2 separate regions of the Homo sapiens genome follow, and region 2 is linked to region 1. The links are chromatin loops, found by intact Hi-C in ENCODE. Cell type or tissue: Calu3. All regions are shown on one strand. Each heading gives the region's core, and the rest is flanking DNA. Links, peaks and the distances in the headings are about the cores only.

Region 1 (5,726 bases), core at 596-4,595:
TGGTACACAATTCTATATATCCCTGTTTAGAATAGGCAATGCTTTTCGTTGTAAGTTACCATTTTGTACACTGTGTTACTCTTCTGTCAATTTCATCCCTTTGTAGACTAGCAGCCTCTATTGCAGCCCTCTGTGGAGTAGGGAATGGGAGGGCAGTAGTGGAGAGATAGGGAGGAGAAAGGAAAGTGATAGATTTGAGCTATGGCCAGTGATTCTTTCGGCTGTGCTCTGAAGACAGGCTTTTTAAGGCCCTCACTTTTGTTTGGACCCCTTATGTCCCCACTTGAAAATCTGGTATATATATATTTAAAAAAAAAAAAAACTTGTATTATCATTCGTTACTCTAATCTTTTAGGATTTTAGGATCTGGGGGCCAGATGGGTGCATACTTAGAACTATTTGGTGACTGAAAATGACAACTGACCCCAAACAGGGAGGCAGAACCCAAATGCAGATTACATTTTAAAGACGTTTTGGATTTAGAAAAAAAAGTTGATTATTTGGCACCATGTCATACAGCGATATATTCGACAGCCCAAACATGGCTAAATCAGAGCTTGTGTTTATAGCAATATTCCTAGCATGAAACTAAACCCCTCCACAAGCCTTCTTCTCAAAGTTCTCATTGGCTCCCTGATTGGGCATGGACCGTTGGGCAGCTGAAGTTAAACAGAGGGTGATGTCAAATTCCTGTCCTGTTTGATCAGCTGTGTTCTGTCACACCTGTGGTCAGGAAACTGGCCTCATCCATACTCAGTCCTCAACATTCCTGGCTAAATTACCCAAGCATGTATCCCAACCTCACAGAAATTAACTTCTCTTCTCTTTTGGGGAATCATTCTCAAATTCCTGACTGGCTTCTCAGTTTGGAGCAGAACTTTAGGTCACTGGTTTTCAAATTACTAGAGTTTTTTGTTTTTTTTTTTTCCTTCAAGATCAAAACCAGACATTGTCTAAACAAGTAGCAAAATTAAGTTTAGGAAGGTTACAAGGCCAAATGATCTCATGGATATATATTACTGATTTGGAAGACATATTGAGTTTTCTTCCTAACCCAACAACTGACTTATTATACATTCAGAGTATTTATTCTAAGATAAGAATACCTGTTTTCTATCTAATTCATAAGGAAATGGTGATGATACATTAATATGAATTATACTATTACTTCTTATGAAAATGCAAATATAGTTGAACATCTTTTTTTTCTTAATAAAAACTTTTAAAAACTCATTAATGAAAGGAAGCAGAATTAAGGAAATTAAGCACTATCTTGCGATATTCACAAAACAAATAATATTAAAAATGCACTGATATTTAAGAAAAAATGTTTCTTACAAATGTTGGCAAAAGGCATGAAAATAATCGTGTGATACGACACAATTAAATTTTTATATAAATTTTCATATTTTCAGTATCTTAATGTTCACGGAGCACAAATTTGAGTAGACTTTCTGCAGCAGACAGTTTTGCTTCTTAAGAACAAAGAATTTAATATATGGACTTTTACCAGATTCAGTTGCATTCTTTACATCACAACTTCATAATACTGAACACCTGTTCAACTACCCTTTTTCTCCAAAAATGTGTTTGATCGTTCAGCTTGAAAGAAACAGTTTTACACTTCTATTTACAAATCTCTCACATTTTTCACAAAGCAGTTATTAGTTGAATCAGACTTACAGCTCTTGAAATTTACACATAACATCACTACAGAGGTCGAATCTTAGGATCTCTGTCCTTTTTAGCAATCTTAATAGGAAAAAAGAACTTTTCTTAGACATAACACAGAAAAGATCTTAAATGGTAAATGTTCAAATAAAACTTCTTTAAAAATATGCAGATTATTTTTTATGACTAGTTCACTTTAGTTTGACCTTCTGTTCTTGGGTTCTTGATAGACTAAAAAAGACCGTGCGGCTTTCTAAGTGAAGATGCTTATTTCCTGTCTTAAATTATTTCGAGGTTTACAAAGTGATCTTTGTAAAACAGACTCTCATTTCACACTCCGATTTTCCTATCAGATAATGAATGGACCGATAATTTTTAAGCTGGAAAAACATATCTGTTTCACCTAGTACATTTTATTTATCACCAATAAGCTATCAATAACTATTACATACTTGCTTTCTCCAAAATGAAGTTTTAAACTTAACTGAAACACTAGTCTACCAACAAAAAGGTCAATACTTCTTATTACAAAAATCCCACATTCCATTTGTTTTATGCATTTAATAACAAAATAATTATAACACAAAAGCAATGTCAACTTACACTGTGAATCTTTATTTCTCTCAATTATCCTGTAATTCATTACTGAAGTCTTTGATTCTGCTACTTCGTTGCCTGGCTCAATCACTGATAGGTAGCTTTAAATGTTTCCAACAAGAAAAGATGTACTACGGCCGGGTGTGGTAACTCACGCCTGTAATCCCAGCACTTTGGGAGGCCGAGGCGAGCAGATCACTTGTGGTCAGGAGTTTGAGACCAGCCTGACCAACATGGCAAAACCCTGTCTCTACTAAAAGTACAAAAATTAGCCAGGCATGGGGCTGCATGCTTGTCCATTCCTGTAATCCCAGCTACTCGGGAGGCTGAGGCAGGAGAATCGCTTGAACCCAGGAGGCAGAGGTTGCAGTGAGCCAAGATCACACTACTGCCCTCCAACCTGGGCGACAGAGCCAGACTCCTTCTCAAAAAAAAAGAAGAAGAAAAGAAAGAAAGAAAAGTAAAAGAAAAGAGAAAAGAAATAAAGAAAAGATGTTCTACATTCACTAGAAGCAATATTCACATCTTATTTTCTTAACACATACATCTGAAAATGTGTTCTAATGTGTATAACAATATAAAAAAACGGATAACATCTGGTTTGAACAGTTGACATTTCACCATGTCCACACCACAGGGACACACATATACATGGTGAACTTAGGTTTCATGACGCCTGACAGACGTGGTAGGGGCCCTGAAGTAGCAACAGCTTGTCTAAAGGCGTAGCTGGTGCTTTCTTCCCTTTCATGTGGCTCTCAGCTATAATTAACAATGGCTGGTTTTTGCAGCATTACTGTCAGTGCCATTAATCCAAACAAAGACGTTATTTCAAAGTGATGCCAAATCCTATGACTCATAAGTTAATAAGTCTAAAGTTACTTGCAAAAGCATTGTAGTTGAAAACAATGTAGAAATGCTTCCGTACAAAATAAAAGGCAATTCTTTCCTAGAAAGCTGAGCCATTAACTTACCTAAATAGGACAGGGGCAGTGACGGGGAGAAAGAAAGGGCTATACTATTTGGTATGATCTCTTCTTCTAGTTCCACTGTTTTATTGCAAGCTGGATGCCCCAGCATATTCAAAAAACATTTCCCATCCCTACTGTCCCTCAGAATTTATAACCTTATTAGAAGGCCAGGTGTGGTGACTCAGGCCTGTAATCCCAGTGCTTTGGGAGGCCGAGGTGGGTGGATCACCTGGAGCCTGGAGTTTGAGATCATCCTGGGCAACAGAGCAAGACCCTATCTTGATCTGAAAAAGTTAGCCAGGCATGGTGGCTCAGGCCTGGAGTCCTAACTACTCTGGAGGCTGAGGCAGCAGGATTGCTTGAGCCCAGGAGATTGACATTGCAGTGTGCAAATGTGCCACTGTGATCCAGCCTGGGCCAAGAGTGAGACACCATCTCTAAAAAATAAATATTTAAATAAATAAGTAAATAAATACATAAATAATCTTATTAGAAAACAAGTTTAATCCATCTAAAAATCATAGAACTTACAAAATATTCATTGAAAATGCTAAATTCAATATAACCAAGTGGGGAAAGTTTTGGATAGTGATATAAATACAACATGAGACCTCAAAAAAATTCCAAGTACACATAACCTCCACGGATATACATTTACATGTATCTTTGGTCATATTATTTCCCACTAATCCAAAAGGCAGTTGATCGTAAAATAAACTATTATTTTATGTACCACCAAGAAAATCACCACTGATTAACCTATGATATAAAGTTACTGATAAAACAAATATATGGGGAGCTATGCTAAAATTTTTACCAAAGGGTCAGCAGTAACTATTTTCTCTCCCTGTGTGAAAGAACATTCTAGAAAGGCTTAAAAGAAATTTTTTTTGAGACAGGGTCTTGCTTTGTTGCCCAGGCTTGAGTGCAGTGGCGCAATCACGCCTCACTGAAGCCTCAACCTCCCAGGCTCAAGCAATCCTCCCACCTCAGTCTCCAGAGTAGCTGGGACTACAGGCATGTGCATTAAAAAAAAAAAAAATTGTTGTAGAGGAGTCTCCCTATGCTCCCCCAGCTGACCTCAAAATCCTGAGTTGAAGCAATCCTCCCCACTTGGCCTCTCAAGTTCTGGGGTCACAGGTGTGAGCCACTTTGCCCGGCTTCAAATGAAATTTTTGTTTCACTCAACCTCACTGTTCCTTAACACTGGAAACTTAATTATGTAAATGAATTATGATATATCCATACAATATAATACTATATAGCCAAAGAAAATTAGACAGGCATATGGAAAGACATACAGAGAGAATTAGAGAGAGACTCACTAGTCATCGGTACGAAAAAAAAAAAAAACTGTTAGCTCTTAATATCAGTTATCCCCAAGTGCTAAAATTACAGGTGATTTTTTTAATTTGCTTTTCTTTAGTTTCTAAAACTTATATAATGAACATGTAAGCACACACAAACTCATTTAATTCTTGAGGTTTACAACTTTTCATAGCAGATGGCTTACAAAAACAACTCTGTCTTACTTGCATATCTCAGACCTGGGCACCAAAACGATAGCCGCTAACTACATGTAACTATTTATACTTTTATATTTTTATTTCCTATTTGAGATGGAGTCTAGCTCTGTCACCCAGTGCACTGGAGCAATCTTTGCTCACTACAACTGCAGCCTCCTGGGTTCAAATGATTCTTGTGCCTCCCAAGTAGCTGGGATTACAGGCATGCGCCACCAAGCCTAGCTAATTTTTGTATTTTTAGTAGAGATGGGGTTTTGCCATGTTGGCCAGGCTGGGTCTTGAACCCCTGGCTTCCAGCTATTCACCCGCCTCGGCCTCCCAAAGTGCTGGGATTATAGACATGAGCCACCACACCTGACCTAAACTTTAATTAAAACTGCATATAACTCAAAATTCAGTTATTTGGCCCTACTAGTCACATTCCAAGCACTGAATAGCCACATGTGGCTAGTAGTTGCCGTATCTGAACAATACCTTTTCATCATCACGCAAAGTGCTATTAATAGAGTTGCCCTAACCATGGTTTGATTCAGATCTGTGTAAATAATGAGATGCTATTATTAAACAGTATAAATGTGCTTTCTTTCCTCTTGCCTTTCTGAGCACATGACCTCTGTCATATTCTACTCCTGAAGTACCCTTCTGCCTTGGAAGAATGTGATTTGTTGTAGAAGGACGCAAGGTGGGAGACAAATATAATATTCAGCTTCTGACCCTGAAAAATAGGACCTTTTAAGAAGAAACAGCCTTGCAAATCAGGCCACTTTCTTAAGGAAAGATGCTTTAAATTTCCCTCTCTCTCATTTCAAGCGTTCACTAGACAAGTGTCTTCAACATTTTGCTCACATATCCCAATGCACTTTTGAAAAGCTGTGTATCTTCTTCATCTCTTTTGAATTGACATCTAAAAATGTTCATCATGAATTTAGCCACAAAGATTTACTTTCTGATATTATACACG
Region 2 (5,726 bases), core at 957-4,956, 92 kb before region 1:
TTTAGCTATTGATTTCATTTGTAGTTTTACTGCTGTGATTTTTTACTGAGTTGCGCTTTGTGGTCAAGTATGTGATCAACTTTTATAGATATTCAACATGTGCTTGAAAATATGTATTTAATATTTTTTGTTTGTAGCACTGTATACATACACAGTATATATATACACACACACGTATCAATTACATCAAGCTTAATAATTCTGCCGTTCATAATTTCTCAATTCTTATTAAGTTTTCTTCTGCTCAATGTCCTTGGAAAAAGTATGTTAAAAATCTTCCACTATGACCTAAAATTATATAAAATTATTTATATTGCCAGCTGGGTGCGGTGGCTCACGCCTGTAATTCCAGCACTTTGGGAAGCTGAGGTGGGCGGATCACCTGAGGTCAGGAGTTCAAGACCAGCCTGGCTAATATGGTGAAACCCCATTTCTACCAAAAATACAAAAATTAGCTAGGTGTGGTGGTGCACTACTTGGGAGTATGAGGCACGAGAATTGCTTGAACCCGGGAGAAGTTGCAGTGAGCCAAGATCGCACCAGAGCACAGTCTGGGTGACAGAAAGAGACTCTGTCTCAAAAAAAAAAAAAAAAAAAATATATATATATATATATATATAACCTTATATTTCTGCTTGCTTTTTGCTTCATGTATTTTGAAGCTATATTTTTAGATGAATACAGCATCAGAATAATTTGTCTTCCTGGTGAATCTATCATTAAGTAAAGCAGCCCTTGATCCTTACTTAATGCCTTTATGTCCTTAAGTCAGTTTAGTATACATCAGCTTTCCTTTTGTCAATATCGATCTGGTGTTGTGATCATCACCGCTTGCCTGGCTAGAATCCATTTATTCCCCTTCCTTCCTAAACCTCAGATTTGTTTCGGTAGCCACTTCTTTCCCAAATAGCTAAGTGTCTCAGGCGAAGATTTGATTGGTCAAAGGATGACTCCACTATGCTTTCCAGTTGAATGTTTATTGGGCATGAGGTCCAATCCTGGCCAAAAGGAAGTGTGCTGGTAGCTAGGTAGCCTCTGGGAAAGTTTCCTTTTTCTGAGCAAGAGCCAGGGTCTCTTATCTCCTCCTGAATATTGCTATTTCTGCTATGACACTCGAAATTGCTGCAGCTGTATTACTACAAGCCAAAAAAATGAAACCAACATAGAGGATGTCAGAGGAGAGAGAAGGAAAGAACTCAAGTCTTTCATGCAACCATTACCTAATTGATTTTTGCATAGCCTTTTTATTTTTATGTGTAGCTTTTCTTTTAGAGCCTTGCTTAAACTGAATAAAATTGAGTTGCTTTGGACCTAAATACAGAGGGTTGTTTTTTTGACCTCTTAAGAGGTGCATTCATTCATTTGCATTCATTTAATAATATATTTGCTCTTCCGTTCTCGTATTTTGCTATTTTCAACTTCCTTGCAGTTTCTTTTGCTTTCAACCTTTTGTTATACATATTTGATTTGCTTTTTTCTTATGATTTTTGAAAATTATAATCTTCATTCTGCAACAGTTGCCTTTAAAAATAAGATTTTTGATGTTCAATGACATTTTTGTAAAAATGAAAATTGATGCAATCTAAATATTGGCAAGAATTAAATTATTATGCATACAAATAATGAAATGTTTATAAGCAATTGAAGTGGTAATATTGATATTCACCTGGAAAAACTTTCAAGTCATGCTGCTAGATGATAAAAGCAGTTTGTAAAACTGTATTTACAGTTGACCCTTCATGACTTCCTTTAGTCTGTTTCCATTCCCGTTATATTTAGCAGAAATTTTGTTACGTTTCTGGTATGTAAATGCCACCTTTTACTATTTTCCACAGCTAGTTCAGGCTTTCTCTAATTTTTATATTCCTTTAGTCATATCATTGGCCTGAGTGGTGGCATGAGAATTAGAGTTTCTATCTTTCCTGTAAGCCTTTGTTTTTCTTTATAAATCAACGTTGTGATTCATTCCTTCCTTCCTTCAATAAATGTTAATGACTACCTACTAAGTGCCAAATATTTAAATCTAACTGTAAGGATAGATGTTTAAGCCTACACATTATGTAATCTGTAAACTAAAAATAACAAAAGGAAGAGACTGGAAGATAGGAGTATCTAGAAAATAAACACCCAGTAGGGTAGCTTTGACCATGAATGAATAGCAGAGATAGTCTCTCATGCATGCATTTGCTGAGTTTCCACTGAATCGGTTCAGTAACCAGAAGAAAGTTCAAGGAAAGCGTAAAAGATATTAGCAAGTCTGAAGTTATTTTTAATGTGAATCTTAGTAACTTATGAAGAAAAAGTTATACCACTTCAATACCTTGGAAACCCAATGCCTTATTTATCATCTGTTTGTGTCTCCTCTGTAAAATGTGGTAATAAATACTAACCTCCTAGGTCTAGCCTGAGCATTGAGTGAAAACTAGTAAAATGAGGTAATAATGATGTTGTTATATAATAATCTTGCATATTACATATATAATATTGATATATTAGATGTGTCAGACACTGTTGTTCTTACTTTTTATATGTTAACTTCTTTTATCCTCATGACACCCTATGAAGTAGGTGTAATTATACTTACTTTGCAGATGAGGTTTTGAGGTTCACTCTAGTCATTTCTTCTAAGAGATAAAAATGTTTTTCTAGAAATTTCAAAGACATCAATGGTAGTAATTATAGAGAAAAAAATGGAAATTATCCTTTATAGAGCAAAAACCTTTTTTGTTCATTTAAGAGCATAAAAATGTGTCTGGACATTTATTCTAACCAATTAAATTTCATTGAAATTAAAATTAAATTTATGCAGATGATAATTACACATGGAATAATTTAATTTACTTTGAAATGTTTTCAGCTTTATCATGAAGTGAGGTGTAAGCACAAGAATGTTTGACCTTTCAAAGATCCAACGTGAGAGAAGGGTATTCACATTCCTACAAATTTAGAGATTACAGTAAGTTAGAGAGAAGATGACTGCAGAGCGGCTATTCATGCTTTTAATACACAGAGCTGGTGCTTTTCTTTCGGGCAGATGTGGGATACAGCCAGGCTGACATTCATGCCCTGAGAATGTTGTCTAACCTGCCATGGTTTGCTACATGTTAACCTTGTTTCTGATTACTTGCCTATATAGTCACCCAAACCAGAAGAGAATGTAACAGTGAGTCCATTTCTGCTCAGACTACCTGAGGCATTTTACTGGCTTCCTGCACAGGCACCCCATTAAGTATCAGCCCTGTGGGTTGGATGACATGGATCCCACCATGTTCCAGTCTACACATGACCCAAGCAAGTCAGCATAAATCCATCTCCTTACTAGTGCCTGGTTCTCCAGGGATGAACACATCTAGGACTCAGCCAATCCACATGGTAATGACCTGAGTCAGTTCAATCCATGTGAAGCCCAGGCAGTTTGCTTTGTGGTTGGGGGAAAAGAAACTCCTCTGAACAGTGGGATGTGAGGATATGAGATTTGGAGTTGCTGCGCCATTTTGCAACCATGAGGGAAGCCAGCTGAGAATGAAGCCAAGGTACAGAAAAGGGCAAAGCCAAGATAATTTCAGACAAATAGAATTCAAACCTCGATCAAACTTTACCTAAAGATCACTCTATCTTTAGACTTTTTGTTTACATGAATCAACAAATTCCCATTATTTAAAAAGCCATTTTGGCTGGGCACGGTGGCTCACGCCTGTAATCCCAGCACTTTGGGAGGCCAAGGCCAGTGGATCACCTGAGGTCAGGAGTTCTAGACCAGCCTGGCCAATATGGTGAAACCCTGTCTCTACTAAAAATACCAAAATTAGCCAGGCGTGGTGGTGCATGCCCATAATCCCAGCTACTCAGGAGGCTGTGGCAGGAGAATCACTTGAAACTTGGGAGGCAGAGGTTGCAGTGAGCCGAGATCGTGCCACTGCACTCCAGCCTAGGCAACAGAGCAAGACTCTGTCTCAAAAAAAAAAAAAAAAAAAAAAGTAGCCATTTGAGTTAAGGTTTTGCTATTTGCAATCAAAAACATTTTAGTCGATGCTGATTATGGAGCCAGGCAACAGGCCAGCAGAGAAATACTGTATGTGAAATCCAGGGCTCGTTGTTTAGCCAAATGGTAACATGGTCAGGAATAACTTGGATTTTATTAATGCAGTTGATTAACAGCTTCCTGATGTCTTTTATGTCTACCCACACTGCAGTGTCTTTCTCACTTTTGATGTGGTCCCTGCACCTCCCGGTCCCTTCTTTTTGTTCTTCTTTGGTGATCTGGCTGGACATCATTTCACGGTTCTCTAATTTGCCTTTCAGAACTTTGCACAGTTCTGTCTTGCCAGTTTGGCACCCTGTTCCCTGTCCTGCACTTCCCATACAGTTTGTTCACCTGCCAGCATTGTTTGTTTAAAGAGTATCCATCTCTTCTGGATGGCTTTCTTCCCATTAGGTTTTCCAAAATATGTATTTATTTATTTTACCAGTGCCCTAAACTTATTGAAATTTGCTTTCCCCAAATTATTTTTTCCTCATCAGTTTCTTTCCTTTTCCTTAGGAAAGGAACGCTGTGCCTTTTTTTCCCCTTTATATATTACTTTCACGGAAGGTTCAATCCTCTTTTAGTTCTCTATTAATTCTGCCATTATTGAAAATGGAGTTAGAAAGGATCTTTGTCTTATGATGTATTTTGTAACAAGTAATTATCTCCAGTGTACTTAAAAATCAGTTTCACAGTTGGTGGCTGACCCATTTTCTTCAGCAAATTTCAGGGTAGCTAGAAACCTGTCTAAACATACCACATTGGGGTGTTAGGATACTTGTCCTCATGTAATTTTGGGTGGGATATACTAAAATAAAGCAGGAGTAAATATACATTTATATCATTTGCTTATCTTAAAGTCCCTATAATAAAAGTTTTGAAGATAAAAAATTATTACCCAGGAGCAAAACCCAGGAGCAAAAACAATTACTTTCGTTTCTTACAACTCTCCCTGTTCCCAAAACACACTCACATACTGATATTATTTTCTTGTGATCTTGGGAAGAAAAACCCTAGAAGTTTAAGAGGTGGCTGCAAAGTTCTTCCAAGAGGAAAGAAATGTATTTTAAGTAAAAACAACTTAAGGACTATTTTGATAGTGGAAACACAAGCCCTTGCATTTGTCCTATATATTTCCCCCACCCATCCCTCCCCCATATACACATCTCTTCACAAGATGACTTTGTAGCCCCCTATCAAGGGGAGACCTTGTAACTTGCTTTGACCAATGGAATGCAGCAGAAGAAATGATGTACCAATTGTCCCTAGGCTTCAAGGATCCTTACATGCTTTTGGGTGTTCTCTTGAAACTGAGTGCAACCTCCATAAGCCTGGGTTTGCCTCCTGGAAGACAAGAGACTGCGTAGAGCGCATTCAAGTCATCCCAGTTGTCCCAGCTGAGGCCCCAGACAAGTGAAAGCCCGGCTGAAACAGCAAAGTCAACCTACAGGTGACAGCAGATGCATGCAGGCGCCCACCTGAGCCCAGTCCAAATTGCTGACCAGTGGAATCACATGCTCAACAAATGGCTGTTGGCAATGGTTTGTTAAGCAGCAAAAGCGAATAGATACAGAAGTATTTAAATTTCTGAGGATAGCATCTGTGGGTGGGGTAGCAGTTCTGGAAATGGGGGGAAGTCAATGGAGAGGAAAATAGATGGTGAGAAAGAAGGAGCCCAAGGCCAGTGATGCCAGTGAGAGGT

What was found. Hi-C counts contacts between places; a loop is a spot of excess contacts. Peaks named below come from ENCODE experiments on the same cell type or tissue, not always from the same donor. Only the 100,000 strongest peaks of a DNase experiment are listed, where the experiment ranks them.
Region 2: it touches region 1 in a loop (2.3-fold over the local background); 1 of 110 quality-filtered maps calls a loop at or near these places.

The regions. Positions count from the first base shown.
Region 1 is chr10:27,890,464-27,896,189 of GRCh38, forward strand. The region is part of intron 17 of ODAD2 (outer dynein arm docking complex subunit 2); the gene reads right to left. Among named protein-coding and RNA genes, the nearest start is that of ODAD2, 110 kb to the right of the region's middle. In Calu3, for the core only: no CTCF peak of the experiment used is centred there; a DNase peak (open chromatin) is centred at 2,978.
Region 2 is chr10:27,798,208-27,803,933 of GRCh38, forward strand. No RefSeq gene overlaps it. Among named protein-coding and RNA genes, the nearest start is that of MKX, 55 kb to the left of the region's middle. In Calu3, for the core only: no CTCF peak of the experiment used is centred there; a DNase peak (open chromatin) is centred at 3,074.